Regions from separate parts of the Mus musculus genome. Here all the other regions are linked to region 3. The links are chromatin loops, found by intact Hi-C in ENCODE. Cell type or tissue: left cerebral cortex. All regions are shown on one strand. Region 1 holds the start of Prss16 (protease, serine 16 (thymus)). Region 2 holds the start of n-TSgct8 (a tRNA gene). Region 3 holds the start of n-TDgtc11 (a tRNA gene).

Region 1 (8,000 bases), 92 kb before region 3:
CCTGTATCCCATGCTGCCTCCAACTTGCTATGTGTAACTGAAATTGACTTAACTTCTGTTCCTCACCTCACCTCCTGAGTGATGTGACTACAGATGTTCCAGTCTTGCATTAGCACACCTGGCTACTTCAGTGCTAGAGATAAAATCCAGGGTGCCATACATACTAGGCACGCATTCTACCAACAGAACCACATCCCAGATCATTGTGCCTCTGAAAAAAACGATAACCATCTTAGAGCTTTCTGAGCATTAAAGATTAAGGGGGCAAGTCCTGTGGATTTATGAAGAAATAGCAACTCACGGAGAGGACAAACAGGGGTAAGAATTCTGAGGCAGCATAAACCCACTGTGTTCATACACTGTACAGAGTTTTAAGGAAAGAGTGATAGGGCTGTAGGTCAGAGAGAGTGGTGAACATGATATGGGAAACCTAGAAACAGTTAAGGTAAAAACTTGGGATCAAAGAACAAAAGGGAAACTGATTCTTTGGACAACCAAGGATGTGCTAAAAGGCAGAGAGGAAGGACTAATAAAGAGTAAAGGGAAACTGGGCGTGCAAGAAGAGGTACTAAGGAAAACGGGAAGAAACCGGAGGAGGGTAAAGTATAAATGGGGAATGGGAAATCAGAGGGGAAAAGGCTGATTGTGGCAAGGAGGAAGGAAGAACCAGAAGAGGAGATGCGGGGGGGGGGGGCGAGGGAGCTAGGGGCAAAGAGTATTGCCATGTCATCCAGCCTCTACAGACTCTGGCGTCTGGCTATGCGTTAGCAGTTACTACTGACGCTGAACCTGCCAGGAGAGGCATCCCAAATGAAACAGGAGCTCCTCGTGAAATACAAAGCCCAGCCCTGAGGACATATTATAGGTTCTCAGTGATGGACAAAAGAGCAGAGTGCCTGGAACACTTCCTAACACAGAATACTGGGGAGAATGGCAGTCAAGGCTCCATGGTTGGGATTCTTGCTTCTGGTTTCCCTCTGGGGACTGTCAACTCCAGGTAAGATGAGGTTGAGGGTCAAGTATGGAGACTTACAGAGTCCAGCCTAACACCGATGCCTTCCTGTTTCACAGCCTTGCTTCTCAGGCGCCTGAGGGAACACATTCAGAAGTTTCAGGAGAGCTCTAGCCTACACCCAGGCTTTGGACTAGGCCATGGTCCTGGGGCTGTCCCCAAACAAGGGTGGTTAGAACAGCCACTGGATCCCTTCAATGCATCTGACAGACGAACCTTCCTGCAGGTGAGGCGAGTAGAGGGGGCCAATGTCCGCTGCACTGTCTTGTCAGTCTGTAACCCCAGCTCCAACCCCAGTTCCTTGCTTTCTACCCTGCCCTGCACACCTGTAATCCTAGAGCTTGAGAGGTGAAGACAGGAGAATTGGGTGTCAAGGCCATCCTGGGCTGCATAGTGAGTTTGACGCCAGTGTGGGTGACATAAGACTGTCTCCAGGGTGGAAAAAAACCCAGCCAGTTTTAACATGTAGCAGAACTCCAAAACAGCCTTGAAACCAGTAGTGACAACGGGTGTTCAAAAATCACAAGAAGCAATAAACAAATGTACCGCTCTTCATTGCCCTCTCTGTATATAACCTCCAACAGTCGCCACACTGTTCCTGAATCAAGCTGCTCACTACTTACTTTATAAGGACTGCTTCACAAAATAGCAGAGGCCTCCCATGTACCAGCAAACTCCCTCTGTCCTGAGGATTTAAAAATAAAAACATCTACTATTTTTTAAGGAAAAATACTTTATTACACACACTACAAAACACAGCAAGCTGGGCAGTGCATTCCAGGGCCTCTAATGTCTACCTTTATAGTTATGTGCTCTAGACAAGCCCAGCTAGGACGCCACTAAGTAGATGGGGGAAATCTTGGAGAAAAGGCTGGAGTGAGGAGGAAGAGAGTCAGGATGTTCACTGACATTTCTTTTTCCTCATCTCCACACCTAGCGGTACTGGGTGAATGATCAACACAGAACTGGCCAAGATGTACCAGTATTTCTGCACATAGGAGGCGAGGGCAGCCTTGGGCCTGGCTCAGTGATGGCAGGTAAGACGCGAGCAAGGTGTGGACCAGGAAGGGAACGGCAGATGACAATAGTGAGACCTGAGAAGCTCCGTAGCTCATTTTCAACTCACATCCACCTCTCTACCATGCGCTCTCCACAGGGCATCCTGCGGCACTGGCCCCTGCCTGGGGGGCCCTGGTGATAAGCCTAGAACACAGATTCTATGGTTTGAGTATGCCTGCTGGGGGCCTGGATCTGGCCCTGCTTCGCTACTTGTCCAGCCGCCATGCGTGAGTGGGGAAGGAAGGTGTTTGGACAGGAATGTTCTGTTAGTATCCACCGCTGTGTCTTAATCTTTCTCTGTGTTCTTAATCTTTCTCTTGTCATCTCTAACTCTTTCTCTCCCTGTTTTTATCTTTCTCTCACCCTCCATTCTCGTCTTTCTATCCAAAGAATGCTAAAGCGCTCACTGTGGGCTACTATTCCAAACCACCAGAATCTCTTAGCGGCATTATCGCCATATCCTCTGTGACTGCCCTTGACTTCCACGTAGAGAACAGGAATCCTGTCTCAGCATAAATTATTAGATCAGGACTCTCCAAGCTCATTCCTTACATCTGCCGATGCTCAGAAGAAAGTCTTTATAGGAGCCACAGGGTTTCCAGTTAATTCACACTCACACAGTGTAGCTCAGCTACTCCAGTTCTTGCTGACAGTCTTCAAGCTTTGGAGTGCTTCCGTCTTCAAGGAGTGGCCTTCTCCCAGACACTTGTCTCTCTCCTTCTGTGTACCTCACTTTTGTTGCTCATCCCCATCACCTCTTTCCCCAACTTCTCACCTGCTTTAGTGTTCTCCACGAGCCTTATCTCTTCCTTTTCACCTAGGCACCTCTCTTCCTCTATCGGTCTCCCTCCTATCGATCTTGTTTCCATCTCTTTGTGTCTCTCCATCTCAGTGTTCTCAGTAAGCTCTACTGGCTTCGAATGGCAGCTACTCACCGACTGAAAACCACCTCAAAAAAGACGAGGAAGAGAAAGGATGTTATATCCCGGTATCTTTCTCCTTTCTTTTTGAGTTTCTCCCAGTCCTCAGTTCCATAGCCCATCCTGCCTAGAGCCCTTCTTCTTCTGGGGCGCCCTCCTCGACTGCCTCTGGCGTCCCTCTATTTTTTGTTTAAGTTTTTAACCTAAGGCGCTAGGAAACTTTTCCGTTCTCACCTGAAATGGGTGGGCCTTCTCCCTTGGCCTAGGCAGAGAGAGTTACCGGAAGGAACCTTGGGCCCAGCTTAGGTTTTGGTATCATTCTACACAGTGGCCCCCAGGAGTGTAAGGTTCGACTTTGGCTCCTTTGCAGGTTGGCTGACGTGGCTTCCGCTCGCCAGGCGCTCTCCGGCCTCCTCAATGTGTCTTCTTCCAGCCCTTGGATCTGCTTCGGAGGCTCCTACGCTGGCTCGCTGGCGACCTGGGCCCGGCTGAAGGTCCTCAGAATTCCTCGGGTGGGCGGGTTTGGGGAAGTCGGCCTGCAGGGTCCCGACCAGAGGTAGCGCGAGTGTACTACCACGCTCCTCCCTAGCCATGCACATCACTGGGGCCGGAGAGCGACACCGAGCGCAAGCACCGCTTCTTGTACTAGGCTGACGCTCCTCCTTTCGTAGTTCCCCCACCTAGTCTTTGCCGCCGTCGCCTCCTCAGCACCGCTGAGCGCTGTAGTGGACTTCTCCGCCTATAACCAGGTAAGAGCTCAGTGGCAGCGGGGAGGAGGCAGGGGTGGGGACGGGGTCTCCCCCAAACCTGCAGTTTCCGGACGTCCTTCCCGCGTGCCGCAGGTGGTGGCCAGAAGCCTGACACAAGTCGCCATAGGAGGATCATTGGAGGTAGGCGGGTTGTAGAGTGTGGAGGAAGGCGAGGGAACCAAAAGAGTTCGGGAAAATCAGGGCAGAATGGGGACCAGCCTTAGGACAGCCAGGTTGCACAAGACCTTAGCCCAGGGACGCAGTCTGGTTTTGCAAGCTGCTGGAACTGAAAACTGAGGAAGCTTCTAGAGAGGAGGGACCCTGTCGGGATGAGTGGGGATCCAAATCAGAGGGGAAGGGAGGGCTGGGCTAAAGAGAAACCAGTAGAGGGCGGTTCGAGGAGGGGCGTGGTGGGTTAGGGGTGGAGTCATCGAGGGCGGAGCTCTAGTGAACTCTGTCTACCTGAGTCAAAGTCAGAAGCTAAGGAGGATGCGGGACACTGGGAGGGAAAATTTAGAGGACAGGGAGTGAGGTTGGGAACCTCCCCAAGAAGATGCAGTTCCAAAGAAGGAAAATCAAGATCCCCCCGCGAAAGTCGCTTCTCGCTTTCCGAAGTGTCTGGCGGCGGCCTCCACCGCCTTCACGGAGGTGGAGCGGCTGCTGCGCGCAGGCCCGGCGGCTCAGGCTGTGCTGAGGGAGGAACTGGGCGCCTGCGGGTCCCTGGACCTTACGGAAGACCAGGCGGAGCTGCTGGGAGCGTTGCAGGCGCTGGTGGGCGGCACCGTGCAGTACGACGGGCAGGCGGGAGCGCCGCTAAGCGTGCGCCAGCTCTGCGGTCTCCTGCTCGGGAAGTGGGGAAACCGCAGCCGCTCCACGCCCTACTTGGGGCTTCGCCGGGCTGTACAGGTAAGCCACCCGGACGCGCTTGTAAGCCAGAGACTAATGGGCCAAAGCTGAGCGTCCACCTTCACCGAGTTCAGACGACCGAAATCCTCCTCTTCGCCTCAGATTCCTTATCTGTAATAATAAGGCTTGCATGTCTCATCCAGCTGATAGTAAAATTACCTTATTAAGTAACCAAGAGCTAAACACACAGTATACAAATGTAGAGACCACAAGATTACTATCTCTTCTATCTTGTTATGTGGTCTTGGCAGCAGCAGTGTCTGGCAAACAGCTAGTGCACAACAGTATTTATGACTGAAGTGTTAGGGAGTTCTGAGATTAGACTTAAGGAGTGCCCCCCCCACACACACACTCACACCCGTTCTACAGTTAAAATTTCGCCATCACTTTTCCTGCTCTAATTCTGGACAAGGTTCTTTAAGAACATGTCGCAAAATTTATTTCATTAGTTTCTCAGGTGAAAGCCACTATTAATACCCCACTTACAGAAGAGTGAACAGGTAGAACGGTTGCCTCTTGCCTGGGATCTCACAGATGATAAAACCTAGGACATGGGTTACAAGGACCCCCTCTGGTGGATGTCCACTGACTACTAACACCCAGAAAACCCTCAAGAACTTACCCTTCTCCTCATGCTTTACCTGTAGTCCTACTATATGCCGGTGGCCCTGGCTTACTAGGAGAAGAGGGAACATGCAGCTATATATAAATGGGTGAACCTATACGTTCATGTATGTATTCTCCTCTAGATAGTCTTGCGCAGCATGGGACAGAAGTGTTTAAGCTTTTCCCGGGCAGAGACAGTGGCACAGCTGAGCAACACCGAACCGCAAGTGTCTGGTGTGGGGGACCGGCAGTGGTTGTACCAGACATGCACTGAGTTTGGCTTCTGTAAGTGACCCACCTAACTCCCAAACCGAAGCATCTTAAAGATGGTCTGAACTCATGGTCACAACTAGCTGACCTTCTGTAACTGCAAAAGTGTCTGACTGGAGCAAGTAAACAGCCACCTCCTATGCTACTCTCAACATAAAATGGACCCTCCTTCCTTGTGCTTCCTGTATTCTATCTTAGAATATCACTAGCCTTTCTCACTGGGCTAGAGATTGTGCCTTGTGCCTCTTTCCCGTTGTCTGGATGTCCTGTCAAGCACCGAGTCTTACACACTTGCAACTTGAACAAGTTTTCAATCTTCCCATTCTCTACTTCTTACTCTGTGGTCCTGACAGAGGTGCCACACACTGCTGCTGGAACCCAGACTTCTTCGGTCTCAAAGCTTGTACTTCACCTGTGCAGTCTGACTTCTACACCATGGCCAGAGAAATCTCCCTAAATATGGGATTGCATTTCAGTGACTCAATGTTGTAGTTGCCGGGCAAAAAATACAGGATGTAGTTTCTAAACTACAGAAAAGAAACAAAAATGATGCAGATTAAAAACTCATGCATCACATGTACAAAAGTAGTGGGGAGTTTGTGTATCTAAATATAGGTATCCTGTATCATTTGTCAAATTTGGTCATTCCATCCCAGAGGAGCTAAGCCTTTGTTCTCTTTTTGGGGACAGAGTCTTACCAGGTAGCCCAGGTTTACCTTCAACTCACAGCAGTCCTCCTGCTTCAGCCTCAGAGTGCTGACATGACAGGCATATGCTACCACACCCAGATCAGAGTTGAATTCTACATTCTTCCTACACTTTCTGAAGACAAGTGAGGGTAGTGGCATGAAATAAAATGTCCAAATTCCATTTTCTGTCTGTGTGCTTTTGGACAAACTTGGGCAAGTGCCTAACTGTTATTAGCCAGGTTCCACATCTCTAAACTGAGAATAATAACAGTACTTTTCTTACTGCTGTTATAACACAGCTTTGCATATTTTGGGCTGCCCAATGCACCAGCCCCCTACAGCTTAGGAATTTGGCACATCCTGTTCAATGTACCAGAGTGATCCATTTCCCGTTTTGTAGGGTTTGCTCATCTTCCTGTCTCACCTCAAGATACCCTTCCCTCAATATCTTGCATCATCTCTATAGATTAAAAAAAAAAGTCCCACTTCTGTTATTCTGTGTTCTTTAGTACATTCTAATCTGCTAGCATTCCATGTCCCCTTCTGAGTGCTATAACAGCAGAACATGGAACTATATTGGTTGCCACTTTCTGCCCAGTATTGCCCAAGAGATGTCTGAGTGCATTGTAGGTGCTCAGCAAATGTGAAGGAAGGAACTCATGTGAGGTCAAGGAAGTATGATTTACCCAGAACACTGTGAGATATGGGTTTTTAAGCAGCGTGGACATGATCCAATTTGAGAAGCAGTCATTCCAGATTCTCCCTCCCCTCTAATCCTTTGCATGTTCACTTTTCTCTCTTCCGGGTTGGTTATTTCTTCTTTTTGTTTGACTTACCCATCCTAACTCAAGGCCTTCTTCTTGCAGAATGCCCTCCCTGGGCCCATGTGTTCTCTCTAAGAGCCCTACCTCCTGTCCTTTTCTGTCACAGCCCTGTCACTTGGGAATGTAATGATCTGGGATGTGGGTCTGTTGGGCAGAACTGTGAACTCACGAGGTCACTACTGTGGGTGTTCTAAAAATTACTATTGGAGAAGAGCAGGAGGCTGTCTATATGTATTCTTTACACTTCAAAATATTCTCATTCCACAGATGTCACCTGTGAGGGTCTTCAGTGTCCTTTTTCCCAGCTCCCAGCACTGCCCTTCCAGCTAGAGCTGTGTGAACAAGTGTTTGGCCTCTCACCTGCATCTGTTGCCCAGGCTGTGGCCCAGACAAACTCCTATTATGGTGGTCAGAGCCCTGGAGCCACCCAAGTACTGTTTGTTAATGGTGAGTGTACCACCAGGGCCTGGCTCTACAACATTGTAGTCTCAGTGCAGTGCCATCCTCTCCTTTCTTTCCAGGAGACACAGATCCTTGGCATGTATTGAGCGTAACACAGGACTTAGGACTGTCTGAGCCAGCCCTTCTAATTCCTAGTGCTTCCCACTGCTTCGATATGGCACCTATGAGGCCTTCAGACTCTCCCAGCCTCCGCCTGGGACGTCAGGTAAGAGAAAAGATCCTGAATGTTTTATATTCTCACTCACATACTTATTTGTATAACTCATCTTTTACTGGTGCTGAGTTCTGACTCCAGAATGTTCTCCATCTCTTCTTCACAGAAAATCTCCCAGCAATTACAGGATTGGCTCAAAGATATAAAGAAGAGCCAGAGTTGATGTGGGATCAAAACCCAGCCCTTTGACAGTCCCATCACAGGAACTGCATCCTGGCATTTTTCTTCACTGTAGAAGAGAAAACAGCTGTTTGGAAGGAGGAAGTTCCTAGACGTGGGACTCAGTGCC
Region 2 (8,000 bases), 81 kb before region 3:
ACACAGAACACGTCTCATGTTTACTAATCCAGTATGTGCTGGAGTCCATAGAGCTAGTTAGCCCACGATGTGTAATCTCAGCCAGCCTTCAACTCCTCCAGGAAATTCACAGGACAAAGGTGCAGATAGAAATGCATTTCTTTTACTTTGTAGGTCTGTACAACGTGAGAAAGGAGCTCGATTCCAGGACTGACTTGGAAAGAAGATCTAAGATCAATTAGCTTTTCTAATCTCCTCCCCCCAGTTTTTCATCAAGCAGGGAATGCTCTACTTTGGGGTTCTCTGCCCCACATAGCTAGGTGTTCCCAGCACTTGTTACAGGAGAGAGGACATTGCCTGGGGGGAAAAAAAAACAAAAACAAAAACAAAAAAACAAAAAACAAAAAAACTTTGGAGACTCTAAAACACAGTTGGGTTGAGGGAGCCGAGGAAGATAAGAACAACAAATCTGGAATTCAATGTTACTTGTGCATTGCACAGAGGGGCTCATCCTCACCTTGGCACTGTTAGCAGCGATTGAGCTAACAGACCAGTGAGTAGTCTCTCATTTCTCTGTGTGGTGCACAGATCCACATGGAGACAAAACAAACACCCATACAATTTTTTTAAGTTACATTTAGCAAATTTAATGACAGGTTTTATGCACTTAAGAACAAGAATGGCCTTACTATTTCCTCAGTACACATTTGAACAGTTTTACAAAAGCTGAGGATGGTCATGCTTTAAATATTTTTAGCATGTAGAATTATACAGAATGTTCTCCTATGCAGCTACTTCAGTCTTAACAAGATTTCAGCACTCTTTCTTTCTCCTGTTCAGGAATTGGAGCATGAGGCAAAGGTGTGATTGGAAAGACCGTTTTTTGAGGGGTTGTTGGTTAGCATTCATGACCTAATTCATTCACCAACTCCAATAAGCTGTATCAGGAGGAAGAGTCAGATTGTTAAATCGCTCAACTTTTTGTTGCCCCATGCCACCTCTGCTTGATCTTTGCTTCGTCCTGTTGTAAGGATCCAGAAGGTGAAATACAAAGAAAGACTGAGTTTCTTATTTAAAGAGTGCCACAGCCTCTGCCTGGCTCTTCCCAGACTTTGGCTCACCAGAACAGGAGCTAATGGGAGGCACTGCCTGCAGTTCGGCTCTTTCAGAGGTTGTCATTGGGAGCTGGGCTGGGGGTTGGAAGTCCAATCCTGGTTTGGCTGGCAGAGCACAGGCTGCCGCCCCCCCACCCCCCAGTACCACTACCAAGGCAGATCTAATGTCTGCACTTCCCAGTGAGAACCACAATCTCCTAACTAGAAAAATGTTGAAGACACCCATAGATCCACATTGTTTCCTTTTCCCTTTTTATTTTCTTCTTTTATTTTAAACTAAAACCATCTACAGGTATAAAAATCCTCTCCCCATCAGAGAGAGGCAATTTGAAAATTCAAGATGTCTTAAATTGCCTTTGATGCCTCCTAAGTCTCTTTCCAGTTAAGCAACGACCATGTTTGTCACAGGGTTGGGAGAGGAGCCCTACCTGGAGGGTCCGTTTTACAGTAACTGAATTCTCATCAGTATCCATTAAAGCAAGAGGTAATTTGAATAAAGATGTTCTTCTGGCTGGGTTAAAAAGATAACTGAGGCAGTCAGGAATTAACCTAGAACCTTCTGATCTAGTCAGACACGGTTCCATTGAGCCATTGGCCCTTGTCTCAGGTCTCACTACTGTGGTATGTTAAAATAAGGCTTTAGAATTACTGCCCCCTTTAACGCTACTAGGCAACCATTCATTCTGACCTTCCCCTCTCTACTCCTAGACCCTACCCTGCCTGGCAGACACTCCCCAAACTTCTATTTTTTTTTTTTTTTTTTTTTTACCCTCAAGCACTGCTTGTCATAGAATGCACCTGTTACTGGAGAGTTCCTAGCGTCAGAGCCTGGGTCCTTGAAGCCCTAACAAGTCAACCTATTTCAATTAACAACAGTAGTGAAGAGTTTAGAAAGGAGACTTATTCAACTTGACCACTTGTTATAATAGCAACAAGGCTCAGTGGTCTGCCCCTCCTCTTCCACCCTCGCATCCATATTGCAGGTCCTCACATGAGGTTCAGCCACTTACTTATATTAATTTCATTCATTTATTTACTAGTGTTTGGGCTGGGGGTTCGAGGACAACTTTCATCAGTCAGTCTCCCTTCTTCCTGTGGGACCCCACAAGCACCTTTACCCCTGAGCCAGACACCCAGCTTTAAATAAAACAATAAAGTATGCACAATTCACAACTAAGTAGTCCTTGTTAAGGAGTGTTCTTACCCAACACCATCTCAGAACTGTGAAAACTCTGGAAAGATAAACTCCCTTTCTGGCTGGTTGGGACCAAGACCCCATCATTTTTTTTCTCCTCCCAGATAACAATTACAAAGCACCGCTTCAATGGTCTGATAGCCAAGGAGAAAGGCTGCTTTTGTTTGTTCAATTTGAGACTCAATGTGTATCGTTCAACTGACCTTAAACTCGGGTTTCACCTCCTCAGTGATGAGATTATAGATGCTTACCTTAACTTGCTGAGCCATCTCCCAGCCCCTGTGTTCCTAGTTTCACACAGAACCAGGCAGCCCCCCCCCCCCCCCGTCAGTTATTGGCTCGGGCAAATGGTCCTCCAAATATAGGATCTGTGTGATTTTACTGAATAGGGTTTAAAATCACAGTATTGCTCTCAGAAAGGAATCTGGGAGTGTTTGCACTTTACCTGTGATACCCAGTGTGGTGCTCTCCTAGAATTTTTCCTGTGTAGCGCTTAACATCGGTTTTGGCTTCCAGGCGGATTCTCTCTAAGGAGAACCGAGCCCCAACCATTTAGGGAGCGTCTTTGAACTCCGACGAACATAACAATTGCTCACGATTCTTTATTAAAATCGTGTTTCAATTATTGCGCTTAGGCCGTTTAATACTAACGGGAGCAAGCAAGCGGAGGCAGGGTTTACCCTGAAACCCATCTCTGTAACGTGTGATGGAGTCAAAGTAAGCTTGTGAGAAGAAGGGATTCTTGAGTGGTCGGGGGTCATCTCAGGTTCAATTCCCTGGCGCAGGGCCCTCCCCGCTCTGCTTGCTCGTAAGCCTCAATCACAAGGCTGCATAGATCCCTCTTAAGTTTGGCAATCTGCACGTTTATTTCAGTGTTTGTAAATACCAATGTCTCGGCCCATCACTGTGAACTTGGCAAAAATAGTTTCCCCCATAATGTGTCAGATCTATCCACAAAACTGAGATGGACCTTAGGCTTCATACGCACCTTCCCCGCCTGTGATAGAGAGACTCATGCCCATTTCGCCCGGTGGCTGAGTGAGGTGTGAGTGAGTGTGTGAGGTGTGAGTAAGTGTGTGAGGTGTGAGTGAGGGTGGTGAGGCAACCACGGAGGACATCCCGAAACTCAATACCCCCAGAGGATCTCCGTCTTGTTCAACAACTTCACCTGTTTTCCCGACGCTGATTCCCGAACCACTTGGTGGGAAGCCTTGGGCGTAGGTGGACGTTGGGGAGGGCTCCTGGTCCTTTTATGATCTCTGTTCAAATAAGGAGGTTTTGAGTTCAGATCATGAGATGAGAAAGAAGCTCCGTGCAGGCTGAAGTAGGAGGGTTATGGAGAGTTTGAAGTCATTCTAGGCTACAAAGGCTGAATAAGAGGATGGTAGTGGTGGCGGTGGTGATATAAACGAAGAAATCAAGTGATCTTTTCTGTTCACATAGAATCTCCGGGGGGAGGGGGGGTGAAGGGGGAGGACTTGAAAGCTACATCACAGCCTGTGTGGTTCCATGGTGTAATGGCTAGCACTCTGGACTCTGAATCCAGCGATCCGAGTTCAAATCTCGGTGGGATTTATTAGTTTTCTTATTTAAATTGATACTCCGAAATTCCTAACCATCTCACCTTAATAGAGTTAAATATCTTCATTCAACAACTAAGTGAATATTCTTATTTATAATGTGTTTCTTAGAGAGAAAAAAAAAAGAGAGAGAAGGAAACATCAAGAAGGAATTGCGGGAAAAAGCTGCAACTCTCCAGAGACATCTACTCACAATTAGGGGTGCGGGCGGGGAGAGAGAGCAGAGCAGGAAGAAGCTACTTTTGAAGACCGAGAGGAAACAGTCCCTGGCTGTCATGGAAACTGGAAATACAATTTATCTTGTTAATTTAACTTGTTAATGAGTCAGAAGAGCAATAGCTATTTTGTCCTTCCTGTGGGTTTTGTTTTGTTCTTCTCACTCTGTCCTCGAGTGACCTCAAACTTACAGCAATCCTCCTGATTCTGCTTACTGAAGACTGGGACTTCAATTTGCTTAGTTTGGGGTTTTGTTAGTTAGTTAGTTAGTTTGTTTGTTTGATTGATTGATTGGTTTACTTTTCAGATTTTTCTATGAGACGGGGTCTCATATGGCCGAAGATGGCTTGAAACTCTTAATCTTCCTGTCTCTGCCTCTTGGATGCAAGGAATTACAGATGAAGCAGGAGGACACGGTTGGCCACAGTCGCCAGTGGGTAGAGAAAGATTCAAGTTTGACCAATTTGCACGAGCATGCGTCATGTGAACAGACACAAGAAATGACATCACAAGAAAGACATCACTGTGATGTCATTGAGTGGCGGAGAGGGTGGGGAGGAGTGGGACTAAGGTGAGTGTTTCTTCTGGAGCTGTCAGCTCTGCAAAGTGCAGGCGTGAGCAAGCGCTCAAGAGTTTAGCTCCGGCTAGGAAGGCGGGAACCGAGCTCTCCTGCCGCGACCGGAGACTGCCCCCAGAGGGCCCCAGAATCACCCTCGCCTTCCATGCAACTTCTTCCTTCAAAGTTCTGGGATTTTTTTTTTTTTTTTGCTTTTGTTTGTCAGTTTCATACTTGTACACAGGGTGCTGTGGCCGTATTCGCCTCCCATTACCCTCTTTGGTCCCCTTCTACACCTGCTGATCTTCTCAACGAGTCCGGTTCTGTGTGTGCATTCGCGAGCAGGTCTCACTCAGGGAACCGTACACAAATGCTGTGTGTTCATAATTACAAGGCCACTTCAGTTTCACAGCGCCCAGCCGGTGAGAGAAAAACAAAACAAAACAAACAAACAACAAACAAAACAAAAACTCTTCGGGTAATAGCGCGTCTGCAGTCTCCAGCCGTCAGAAGCTGTTTTACAAGATTTCGCCGAGAAGGAAGGAGGCTGATTTTCTTTTAATAACATCCCTCATTCAACGACAGGGAGCGCACATATATCTTAGGAATACAGTGTCTTGTCTTTTCACTTTCATTTAGACTTGTAAGAAGTTTTAATTCTGTTTAAAATGTTGGTTATTCCTATCTTGTTTTATGTAACCGCAAATCTGCTCGCTATCATTTACTAAATTTAAGGCTTCTTCATAATAAATTCACCTCTTGTAAGATCTGGATTTCCTCATTAACCATATATGACCACTCCGTAATTTTTAGTTACATCTTTTATTATCTGCTCTCCTTAAAATACAAAGGCAATTCAAGCCAGTAGAAGCAGGTCGAAAACACAAGTTTATAATTACTGGAAGGAAATATCTTAAAAATCAGAACAGTTTATAGAAGTGTCTTCTATTGCCATAGATCATGGCAGGGTCTTTGAGCATAAAAATGCAATGAGCTTGACATAAAATTCTTAGGCAGATTTATACTACCTTGTGCAAGAGGAAAAGGGTAAGGGTTCGTGGAAAATAAATATTTATCCTCAGTTTTTTTTTGTTTGTTTGTTTGTTTGTTTGTTTTTAAGTATGAGGCCAAAACAAAGAAACAAACCTAAGATCTCAGTCGTTTGTGAGTCGAGAACTAAGTAGGACAGATAAGTAGGGCGGTAGGGGAAGGTTAGCACTCATACCATGAATCCAGTAAAGAGAGCGCGGAGTTGAAGGACAGCAGAAAGATTTTCGTTGTAGGGTGGAAAGCAAGTGTAGTACAGAGAAACGAGGAGGATTGAGGATAGAGAGGTACAGGTACTACGATGGGATCATCAAATGCGAAAGTGTCCTTTCAGAGGAAGAAAATGATTGCATGTGAGAATTCCTTAAGTAGTCTTTTAGGTTGGAAACTGGTAGCACCACACGGATTACACATTCAAAATTTAAGACGGCCATCAAAATAAGACTTAAAAATGAAGGGAAGAAAAAAATTCCCGTGGCAGAGAGGACGAGGTGGCCGAGTGGTTAAGGCGATGGACTGCTAATCCATTGTGCTCTGCACGCGTGGGTTCGAATCCCACCTTCGTCGTCTCCATATTTTAAATTACCCAAAGCAATAGTCGGTGATTCCTATGCTCCACGTTTTTCAAATTCAACTCCTTGTGTATCCATCACAGAAACCACAACACTTACCAGCTGTGGAACTTTCAACAATCACAGCACACCATTTCTCATCTGCTATGAAGGCTTTGATTTGTACCTCACTACAGCACCACTAACCTAGTGGGAGATTGTATTGTACCTTTCTCTACTTTCAGCCTCGATGTCACAGGAAAGTGCTTGGGAATCCCCTTTGTTTTGTTTCAGTACTAGATGGTAGATAAACACAAGACTTCACAGCTTCTTTAAGTTACTTAACAGGAACTTCAAGATTTATTTTCAAAATTCCATTAAAAGTTTCCTTTTAACTTTATGCTTAGAAGAAATTTCAAATTTATGGACGATGTTGTAAGAAAACCACATATACTTTTATGAGAATTTACCTACTTGTTCTTTCTCTCCCACAGGCCCTTGCTTTCTGGCTTGCTCTGCCCTTTCTTGTTCTCTCTGTTGCTTTTTGAAACACACCCAACCCTGGTGCCAAAAACAAACAAACAAACAACAAAATAGTAACACAGTAAGTTAATGCTTCACTGTCCTTTGTTCTTATGGATTTATTTTCTAAAAGTAAAGATATTTCGTTTATAACCTCAGAATATTTCTCCATTTAATAATTTTCATATATATATGTATATTTTCATATATATGTTCATGTATTTCATATATATATGAAATACATGAACACATATGCATGTATATTTATACATGTACACTTTGACATAATCATGAGCTCACAATATTTTCACTTTTTATTATTAATCATTTTATTCATTTACATTTCAAATGATATCCCCCTTCCCAGTTTCCCCTCCACAACCACCCATACTGTACCCCCTTCCCCTCCCCTTGGCCTCTATGAGGGTGCTCCTCCACCCACTCTTCCACTCCCACCTCACTGCTCTAGCATCTCCCTATGCTGGCGCATCAAGCCTCCATACATAGGGCCAAGGATCATACATCATCTCCCTCTGATGCCAGATAAGGCCATCCTCTGCTACATATGCAGCTGGAGCCATGGCTCCCTCCATGTATACTCTTTGGTTGGTGTTTTAGTCCCTACGAGCTATGGGTGCTCCAGTTAGTTGATATTGTTCTTCCTATGGGTTGCAATTCCCTTCAGCTCCTTCAGTCCTTCCCCTAGCTCTTCTATTGGGGTCCCTGGGCTCAGTCCAATTGTTGGCTCTGAGTATCTGCATCTCTATTAGCCAGGTGCTGGCAGAACCTCTCAGGAAACAGTTATATCAGGCTCCTGTCAGCAAGACCTTCTTGGCATCAGCAACAGTGTGGGGGTTGGTGTCTGCAGATAGGGTGGATCTCTAGGTGGGGCGGTCTCTGGATGTCCTTTCCTTCAGTCTCTGTTCCTTTTTTTTTTTTTTTTTTTTTTTTTTTTTTTTTTTTTGGTCTCTGTCATTCCTGTGATCCTGGGTGTGTCAGAATTCCTGGGGGTCAAGATGTCTCTGAGTGTGGGCGGGTTGGAGCACAGGTTCAGCTTCCGGGCATTGGTGCAAACCGGAAGGAACCATATTTTCAGTTCTAATCGGTTCTCACAAGGTGCTTTTGTTACTACTCATCTCTCTTCTTTAATTTTTGTTTTAAAATTTTCAGACAATATATGTTGATAGCATTGTTTCCTTTCTTCCTACCCTCATGTTGATTGTGTGTTCCTACTTCCAC
Region 3 (8,000 bases):
ACTTGTCATCTCGTGCCAGTGGCAAAAGGGTAGTGGGGCAAGTCCGCGAAACTGGAAACGTACATCCAGGCCTTGTGAGTAGTTTCGAAGCCCGGATGGGATCATTCTTCTGCTAGAACTTTCAGGTACATAGCCTCCTCGCTAAACCACGCTGCGTAGCGGACTTCAGGATGTAAACAACGCTGCGGCCAAGTGTCCTCAGTTCCCAAGTACGTACCGCAGCCTTCCTCTCGCTTTCCCAAGAAGGCCTTTGCAAACGCCTTCGCGCTTCACTTTCCAGAAGCTACCGAAATCGCTAGAAACAGCCAACTCAGCAGTTTCTTTTCCTAATTGAATTTTACTTTAAAATAGGCTTAATGCAAAAGTCATCCCCCTGCGATTTATTCGAAGCCTTAGGTCACAAGTAGCCAGAGCTCTATACAAATCCTAGGCACTTGTGAGTACTGAGCCCGAAGCAGGATAGAAGACCAAGTAAACGTTAGGGACCGGACCCCTCATCCAAGAGTCAAGAGACCCTAAGCAAAATTAACTAACATATTTACAAAACAAACAAACAAACAAACAAACCACAAACCCCACTACCCTCTAACCTAGTAAGTATCTTTTTGTCCTTTTATAATCTACCTTTGTCTTCTCAGTCTGTAATCAAAATAGTTGAAAGTCCTTAATTAAGAGTTACTATATTACAGATCCGGGAAGTAAAAAGTGAGGGAAGTGTACTACGACTGCTTCGGGACCACACAGCATTCTCTGGCTTTCTTCTAATTCTCACTCTTGCGTATTCTATTATCCACGTTCCAGTTACTTCCTAGACCTTTCCTGCCATCAGTTGGAAAGTAGAGGGAAGTCAGCAGGAGAGGTAGGCAACAGGTCCAGAAGATGAAGAAAAGAGTGGACGAAGCAGCAAGAGCCGCGGAGAGGGAAGGGTATCTTGTAGAAAAGCTCAGTCGCCTGTCGTGCGACCCCAAAGTAGAGAGACGAGATTGGACACGGATCCCGAAACTTAGTTATCTGACTTCAAATTCGGGTGCTCCACCAATTTTTATTCTAAATTAATTTGCGGGAAGAGCACGTGAACACTACAGTGATGTGCTTCCGTAGGAGCATCTCATCTCAGCCACCACCACCACCACCACCACCACCACCACCACCACCACCACCACCAAAAACTTCCAGGAGAAAAGCCTGGAGATTTCCAGAGCTGCCAGAACACAACGGAACATCACCACCAGGGCTCCGTGTACTAAACCCGAGAATCGGCCTTTTCTAAAGAACTCAGACGCAACACAAGAAAAAAAGAAAGAAAGAAAGAAAGAAAGAAAGAAAGAAAGAAAGAAAGAAAATCTCGAAGCTCCAAAACTCCAAAAAAGGGAGGACTTGGTTGGGCGCCGGCACGAGTTAAAGGACTTTGGATCTCTCTTTAGCAAAAGGAATGATCTGACTTGGAACTAAAGAGGCCAGACTAAATGAGATAAGAATTTTGTCTTTGTGTTGATTTTCTTTGTTTTACTTTGTTTTGTTTTTGTTTTATTGAGACATGGCCTCACTATTGTATAGCCCAGGATGGACTGGAACTCGAGGAAATCCTTCTGCCTCGGTTTTTAAATTGTTGAGGTTACAAACTTGTGCCATCAAATCCAGAAAGTTGAAATGAATCTCTGGTCAGACATTTCTGGTGGAATACACCCGGGACAGAAAGTTGTGTTGAGGATCGCGCATCTTGTTTGTTGCACATTTTTGTGTGAAGTATTACAGAAACAGGAAATACCGTTCATAGAAAACAGTGCATTGATACACAAGAAAGTACTGAGAAGCCTTAGGAAGGAAGAAAGTTACAGGTGGGCTCTGTGGCGCAATGGATAGCGCATTGGACTTCTAGCATGATTGAGAGATTCAAAGGTTGCGGGTTCGAGTCCCGCCAGAGTCGACGGTATTTTGCCTGTGAGAGGTGTCTGACCTTGCAATCAAAGCAATGCAGTTTTGTCTGCTTTCTGCTCCTAGCATCATCATTACTTAATTCTCCCAAACGCTGCCACTGAGTGAGCGAGAATAAGAACTCAAAAGGTCTAAAGTGTCCCTTGAAAGCTGTGAAACTTATTCTATATTATATTGTATTATATTATATACTTAGTTTTTCTCTTTTTCCTTCACCGTTTGTTTACAATGTCTGCTTTCTACCTGCTCAAATTCCAGAACGCTCTTTGCCTTAGAAAAAGTTCCTTGGCAGCACAAATGTTTCATCCTAAAAGCTTAATCAAAATTCAATATGCTTTTATGTCTGTAATAGATTGTGACTTAAAACAAGGAGCCATGGAAGTTCTCACATCACCCTAAGTGAATGATATATCTTTTTTTTTTTCATTCTAGAACACCACTTCCTTAATTCCCCGGACTGGTGCCTTGTTTGTTTAAAGTATCCTGTGCATCTTCCTAGAAATTTACATATTATATACATGTTTAATAAATATGCGACATAGATTTTAGGTAATATTTCTAGGAATATGCATTGTATAGGCATCAAATAGATATATACATAAACACATACTGTTATTTTCTGTGTTGTGATATAGTTTAATATGTGGTGGCATCTCATTCTTCATCTAAAGCGTGTAATATTCCATAGATTGGTTATACTATTCTATTAAACACCTCACATTTTGTTTTATGAACAAAATTGGAATGTATTAGGAAAAGGTTTTGAAGTAAGTTAAGCTCATTCTCTAAGAGATGTGCTCAGAATAAGGATGCTACACTCCTAAGTGTGGGCGGGGCTTGTCAAGACTGGAATCTGAGTGTCTCAAGGGTTGCTATATACTCTTGGATATCAAGGATTGCCAAAGGGGTCGCGACCCACAGAGTGAGAACGCTTGTTTAGACCGTAGTCTGTGCCATACAATAAGACCACAGCTCCACCTCAGGCATTCTGATTGTCTGAAAGGTTCCTCATTGCTGGCAATACAAAGGATGAGATCATCAGCCTTTGTAAGGTACCCATTTGTATAGTCAGGAACGGCCCTCATATAATTAATGAACAATATGGACAGGATAAATGAACAGTAATAGATGTAGAAACAACCTGAATAATACCAGAAGATACAGTTACAAGATCAAAATGCACTGTGTGCTGAAGAAAAACTTGAAATCGGAACATAAGAACAGCTAGACCCCCTAAGTTCTCTCACTCCTAAGAGACTAAGACGAAGAGTCTTGCAGCTTAATGTGGCAAAAGAGCACACGGAAAGTTAAGTTGAGCAAGACTGAAACAGTTGGAAGATACAAATGTGCAATGCGGACAGGAGAACTTAACATTCGAATTATACAATGAGGAAGGCTCTTCTCCCTCAGCTACCTCAGATATCTGTCACGTTCTCAAGAAACAAACTCCTGAGATTATGATTGGTCCACAATAAAGATGTAACAGCCTCAGAGGAGAAAGCTGCCAGCACTCAAGGCTGTTGGAGATAAGCAACTCAAGATTTATTTTTCTGTGCTGGGGTTAGAACCCAGAGCCTCCAGTATTCTGGGCGGGGGCTCTGCCCTTAAGTTACACCCTAAACCCAGAGTTTATCATAATCTAAAAGAAGTTTAGCACAGTCTTCACCAAAACAGCACAACGACAGAAGAAAATAAATGAGACTTAAGAAGGACAGACAGAGGGGTGGAACAGTCTATAAATAAGAGAGCGAAAACCCACAAAATAGCGGGGCACCCCCACATATCAGCCAGCGTTGCCTAAAATCAAATGGAAGTCAATTGAAAGAATGCAACACACACACACACACACACACACACACACCCGGACAAGAAGGAACTCAGAACTGATGAATTATGTGATTGAATCGATCATGTGCAAAACTGTAACAAATGGCCAGAAGGAATAATCAGAACTAAACACTAAGAAACCAAAGCATATTAAAGACATTTCCAGCTGTATAGATAGCTGAGGCAAAAGGGTTAGCTTGAGTTCAAGGGCACAAGACAGAAAAACAACGGGTCAAAATATCGTGTTAAAAAAAAAAAAAAAAGCTAGATGGCTCAAAGTCAGAAAACGGAATTAAAGAAAGTCTTTCCTAGCTGATACAATCAGCAAAACAGAGATTTCATTACGAAAGGTGCAAGATGATAATAATAATAAAAAGCAACTGTGTCAGAAGTGGGATTCGAACCCACGCCTCCACACGGAGACCAGAACCCTCAGTAGAGGAAGCGAACGCTTGAGTCTGGCGCCTTAGACCACTCGGCCATCCTGACACACGCTCTAGCCTGTCGGAATAATCGATTGTTAAGAAAATGAGCCAGATCCTAGTTGTACCCAGGGTACTGGAATGGAAGGTTTGAACCTACTGAAAATAAGAAGTGAAACTGTGGGGAGAGAGTGGTAGGAGGAGGGGAAAGTAGGGAAGTGACACACACTTGGACAGCCCTTCCCTGGGAGGCTGTGGTTTGCAGTTAGGATATCCTGGATCCGAGTGCCGGAGTCGGTGCTATGATGTGAAATTTCTTGAATCCGAGGCAAGAGTTCTAAGAACCCAGTAGCACTTCGGCCAATCCGGTAGCGCTCTCTCTTTCTGGCAATGAAATTCGCAGCTTTATTGCCCCTTCTCGTTGGCATTTTCCACCCTGATCCTGATACTCTTGTCACTTCTCTTCTACAGATTTTGATATCCCTAACTTTATTTGACGATCTGGGAAAGGGGATGTGAACTGAAGGCCTGTGATATCTGACATGGATGAACGGAATGAACTGAGTAAGGCGTGATCATTCCTAGTAACAGTGTCTGTTCCAGTCTCTCTTCTGTCCCCTGTCTTCTTCCTACCCTCGCCCCATTTGTTTCCTCTTCCCACTCCGGTATCTCGCTGAGACCTTTGATCCAGTGTTTCTGCTTGCTTTTCACAGGGGAGGCCTTCTAGCATTGTAGAAACTCACTGTAAATCAGCTACTGCGCTGCTTGCTACAGACGTCTCTGAGTGGACAGAGGTCAAAGGAGAGTCCGTTGTTGCCCTTTCCTTCTGTGTAACTTCCTGATCTAACCCGAACTTAACTACCATTACAGCATAGTGTAGATTAGTAGCAAGGATGAATTAAAGTCCGAGCAAGCAGGATGTGATTCACACTCTACGTCAGAACATTGTAATACTCTAGGTAGGGGGTGGTGAGAGTAGTGACAGAGCAGCACTGGTGTGAGGGACACCAGAGGGAAAAGGGAGCCATCAGCTTAATCTGTAATATGATTGATAATAATGAACAGCAAAGGATGTAATCCACATGCAGATATTTAGTATCATTATTTACACACAGCAAACTTGGTTCTACCCCAGACTAGGGCCGTCCTATGATATTGGATCACAGTTTGTCACCTAATGCGTTCACAACAGCACAAGACAAATGTTTAGAAATAGGAAATCTTATTTGGAATCCTCATCAATGAAACAACGTTTGGAGTATGTTTTTGAGGTAGCATTTCCTCCCCCAGCATGGGAGGCAGGCTTTCTTAGAAGATATTTCAAAATTATCTCTTTTTGAAGTTTGCACACACATGTGGGTGTTGGAGGATAGCCGTGGGAACTGGTTTTTCTCTTCCTTCACTTAGGTTCCAGAGATGGAACTCGTGTTCCCGAGCTTAGTGGTAAGCACCTTTACAAACTATTAAGCCATCTTGAAAGTCCTGAAAAAACCTTTGACAAGGCCTAACTACTGTATCATAGAAGTTCAGAACGGTTCGAACAGAACTATCAAACATCAAGTTATATCTAGAATCTTTTAAAGAAGTGGTTCTCAACCTGTGGGTCTCAACCCCTTAGGGTTGAAACACTCTTTCACATGGGTCAAATATCAAATATCCTGCATATCAGATAGTTACATTATGATTCATAACTGTAGCAAAGTTAGAATGATAGTAGCAATGAAATAATAATTTTATGGTTGGGGGTTACCACAACAAGAACTGCATTATAAGGTGGTAGAATTAGGAAGGTTGAGAACCAGTGATTTAAAGGCTATTTATTGTTCCTTTAAGTAAGAATATCTATAGTCTGTTATAAGACTTGTCTACACTTATGGGGGAGGTGAATGGATCATATTTCTAAATCAGCCAATCAAATGAACCCCTGGAAAATAGAACCAGGCTCTTCCCATCTTTTCTGATGTCACCTTTGCCTATGACTTTTGATACTACAGGTATTTAAACTATGGTTCATGAATGAATGATTATTGAAGGACCGGAAAAAAAACTAGCTTAGGTTAACTAGTCCATCCAGTTCTTAATAAGTTAGAGAGTGAGTCTAAATGAAATAAACAAATTAAAAACAAAAAACCAAAGCTCTAAAAAAAACCATGGCTTTGGTGTCTGTAAGTGCAAGAAAAACACCTAGAATGATGGCAGCTTCCTCTTTTCCCATCCTTTGATTCTCTTGAGGATTATCCCCAGTTGCTCCAACATTTCTAAGCACAATCTCTTCCTCCTTGTTCTACCTACAAGCTGGCAAGGCAGCCCGATCTCCAGGGGTCTCTGATGACCTCGCTTCTGCAATCATTAATTCTTGGGATAATCTCTATCCTTCAGTCACAAAAATTATTTTTCTTGACCATTTAATGTAAGTATAGTGTGGAGGTGTTGAGATAAAACAGGTAGCCAAGCCAGACTTTTGTAAGACCCTTGGTAGTACCCAAAGCCAAGGAGTCTTTCAGCTCTTCCCAGAAACTTAAATTACTTACGGAATTAAATTGTTTCTCAGATGAACAGAAGCATGCTTCGAAAACCTGGGAACTGGCAGGGTGTTGAGTTTTTATTCCAAGGGTCCAGGCTTTGAGTTCCTGTTCAAGCAACAAAAATCAATTTTGACTTTGGCGAATTTAATCAGAATAAATTAATTATCATTATAGAAATCAAAACCCGGTCTACCTTTACTCAGTTATATCTTCCACCTTGAATGATTTGTGGGCTCTCGGAAGTTTACAATTGTGGTCATAAAAAGGAAAAACAAACAAACAATTGAATTATTCAGCATTCAAGTTGAATTATTCAGCATTATGGTTGTTTTATGCGCCTTTGTTTAGTATAGGAGAGTTTCTTACGCTAGAAGCAGGATCAGTTTGGTCCTGTTCACAAAAAAAAAAAAACAAAACTTTTGTCTTTTGATTTCAGAATTCTTCATGTATCATACAACCACCCTGCAAAGAACTGTTGATGGTCTAAAATCCTAACAAGTTTTATGATTCTGTTAGAGCATACACAAGGTCTGAACAAATTCAATCCAGACACAATCCCAGGATGAAGTGAACACAAAGTCCCAACCCTAACCCTGAGGCTATTTGCAATTGGTACCTCCTATTGAGAAGGAAAATCAACTACATTTTAGGCCGTGCCTCATGTTCAGGCATAGTTGTTAACCAACACAAAATGAACTCTCTTTGTGCTTTTTTTATTGTTATGGGAGAGTATATGGTCTCATAGGAAATACTGCTATTTCCAACTCTCTCTCAAATTGGGAATCCTGGGGAGGGTACTGAAATAGATGAACCCTGCTGAGATGCACATTCCTCTCAGAAAGGCCATACGGGCTGTCCTAATCAGACTGTGTGTTGTGATCTGATTTAAAACAATTGCAAAAATCGCAGCCTCAGATATAGCTCATTTGGTGACCACCAGACGGACCTGACCTTTTGTGTCCCAAAATAGAAACAAAAAGCCACATGTGTCCAGACTCCCCGTCGGGGAATCGAACCCCGGTCTCCCGCGTGACAGGCGGGGATACTCACCACTATACTAACGAGGAGAACGAGAACGTATACAATAATGTTAAGGGAAGTTCAAACGAAGGGATGTTTTCTTCCTCTTTTGCTTCTTTTTCTTTTCTTTTATCTTTCTCTTCGTCTTCTCCCTTCTTCTTTTCTCCCTCCTCACCGACGACCTCTAAGCAATCACAAAGCTCTTCCTCTGCCAAGAACAGCTAAGACACGAGCCTTTGTTTCAAATAACAGCAAAGAATAAAAGATAAAG

The links. Peaks named below come from ENCODE experiments on the same cell type or tissue, not always from the same donor. Only the 100,000 strongest peaks of a DNase experiment are listed, where the experiment ranks them.
Region 1: a loop joins it to region 3, with 1.9 times the contacts of the local background. A loop is called at or near these places in 3 of 42 quality-filtered maps.
Region 2: it touches region 3 in a loop (1.9-fold over the local background); 3 of 42 quality-filtered maps call a loop at or near these places.

The regions. Positions count from the first base shown.
Region 1 is chr13:22,002,628-22,010,627 of GRCm38, reverse strand. It overlaps Prss16 (protease, serine 16 (thymus)), which reads left to right and starts at 887. Exons shown (of 12, transcript NM_019429.2): 1 at 887-997; 2 at 1,072-1,238; 3 at 1,950-2,049; 4 at 2,169-2,298; 5 at 3,362-3,485; 6 at 3,663-3,740; 7 at 3,834-3,881; 8 at 4,356-4,646; 9 at 5,396-5,537; 10 at 7,303-7,482; 11 at 7,557-7,702; 12 at 7,818-8,000. The coding sequence starts at 931. The coding sequence ends at 7,874. In left cerebral cortex, no CTCF peak of the experiment used is centred here; DNase peaks (open chromatin) are centred at 4,208 and 4,430; H3K4me3 peaks cover 1,497 bases.
Region 2 is chr13:21,992,445-22,000,444 of GRCm38, reverse strand. n-TSgct8 (a tRNA gene) reads left to right here and starts at 6,174; the gene lies at 6,174-6,255. It overlaps n-TQctg1 (a tRNA gene), which reads left to right and starts at 3,793; the gene lies at 3,793-3,864. In left cerebral cortex, a CTCF peak has its summit at 4,794 (motif pointing right); a DNase peak (open chromatin) is centred at 6,217; H3K4me3 peaks cover 1,437 bases.
Region 3 is chr13:21,911,089-21,919,088 of GRCm38, reverse strand. Gm40831 (a long non-coding RNA gene) reads right to left here. Exons shown (of 3, transcript XR_873164.3): 1 at 7,760-8,000; 2 at 6,903-6,944; 3 at 6,731-6,814. It overlaps n-TDgtc11 (a tRNA gene), which reads right to left and starts at 7,776; the gene lies at 7,705-7,776. It overlaps n-TLcaa2 (a tRNA gene), which reads right to left and starts at 4,251; the gene lies at 4,146-4,251. n-TRtct3 (a tRNA gene) reads left to right here and starts at 1,842; the gene lies at 1,842-1,927. In left cerebral cortex, no CTCF peak of the experiment used is centred here; DNase peaks (open chromatin) are centred at 143, 1,823, 4,270 and 7,741; H3K4me3 peaks cover 1,217 bases.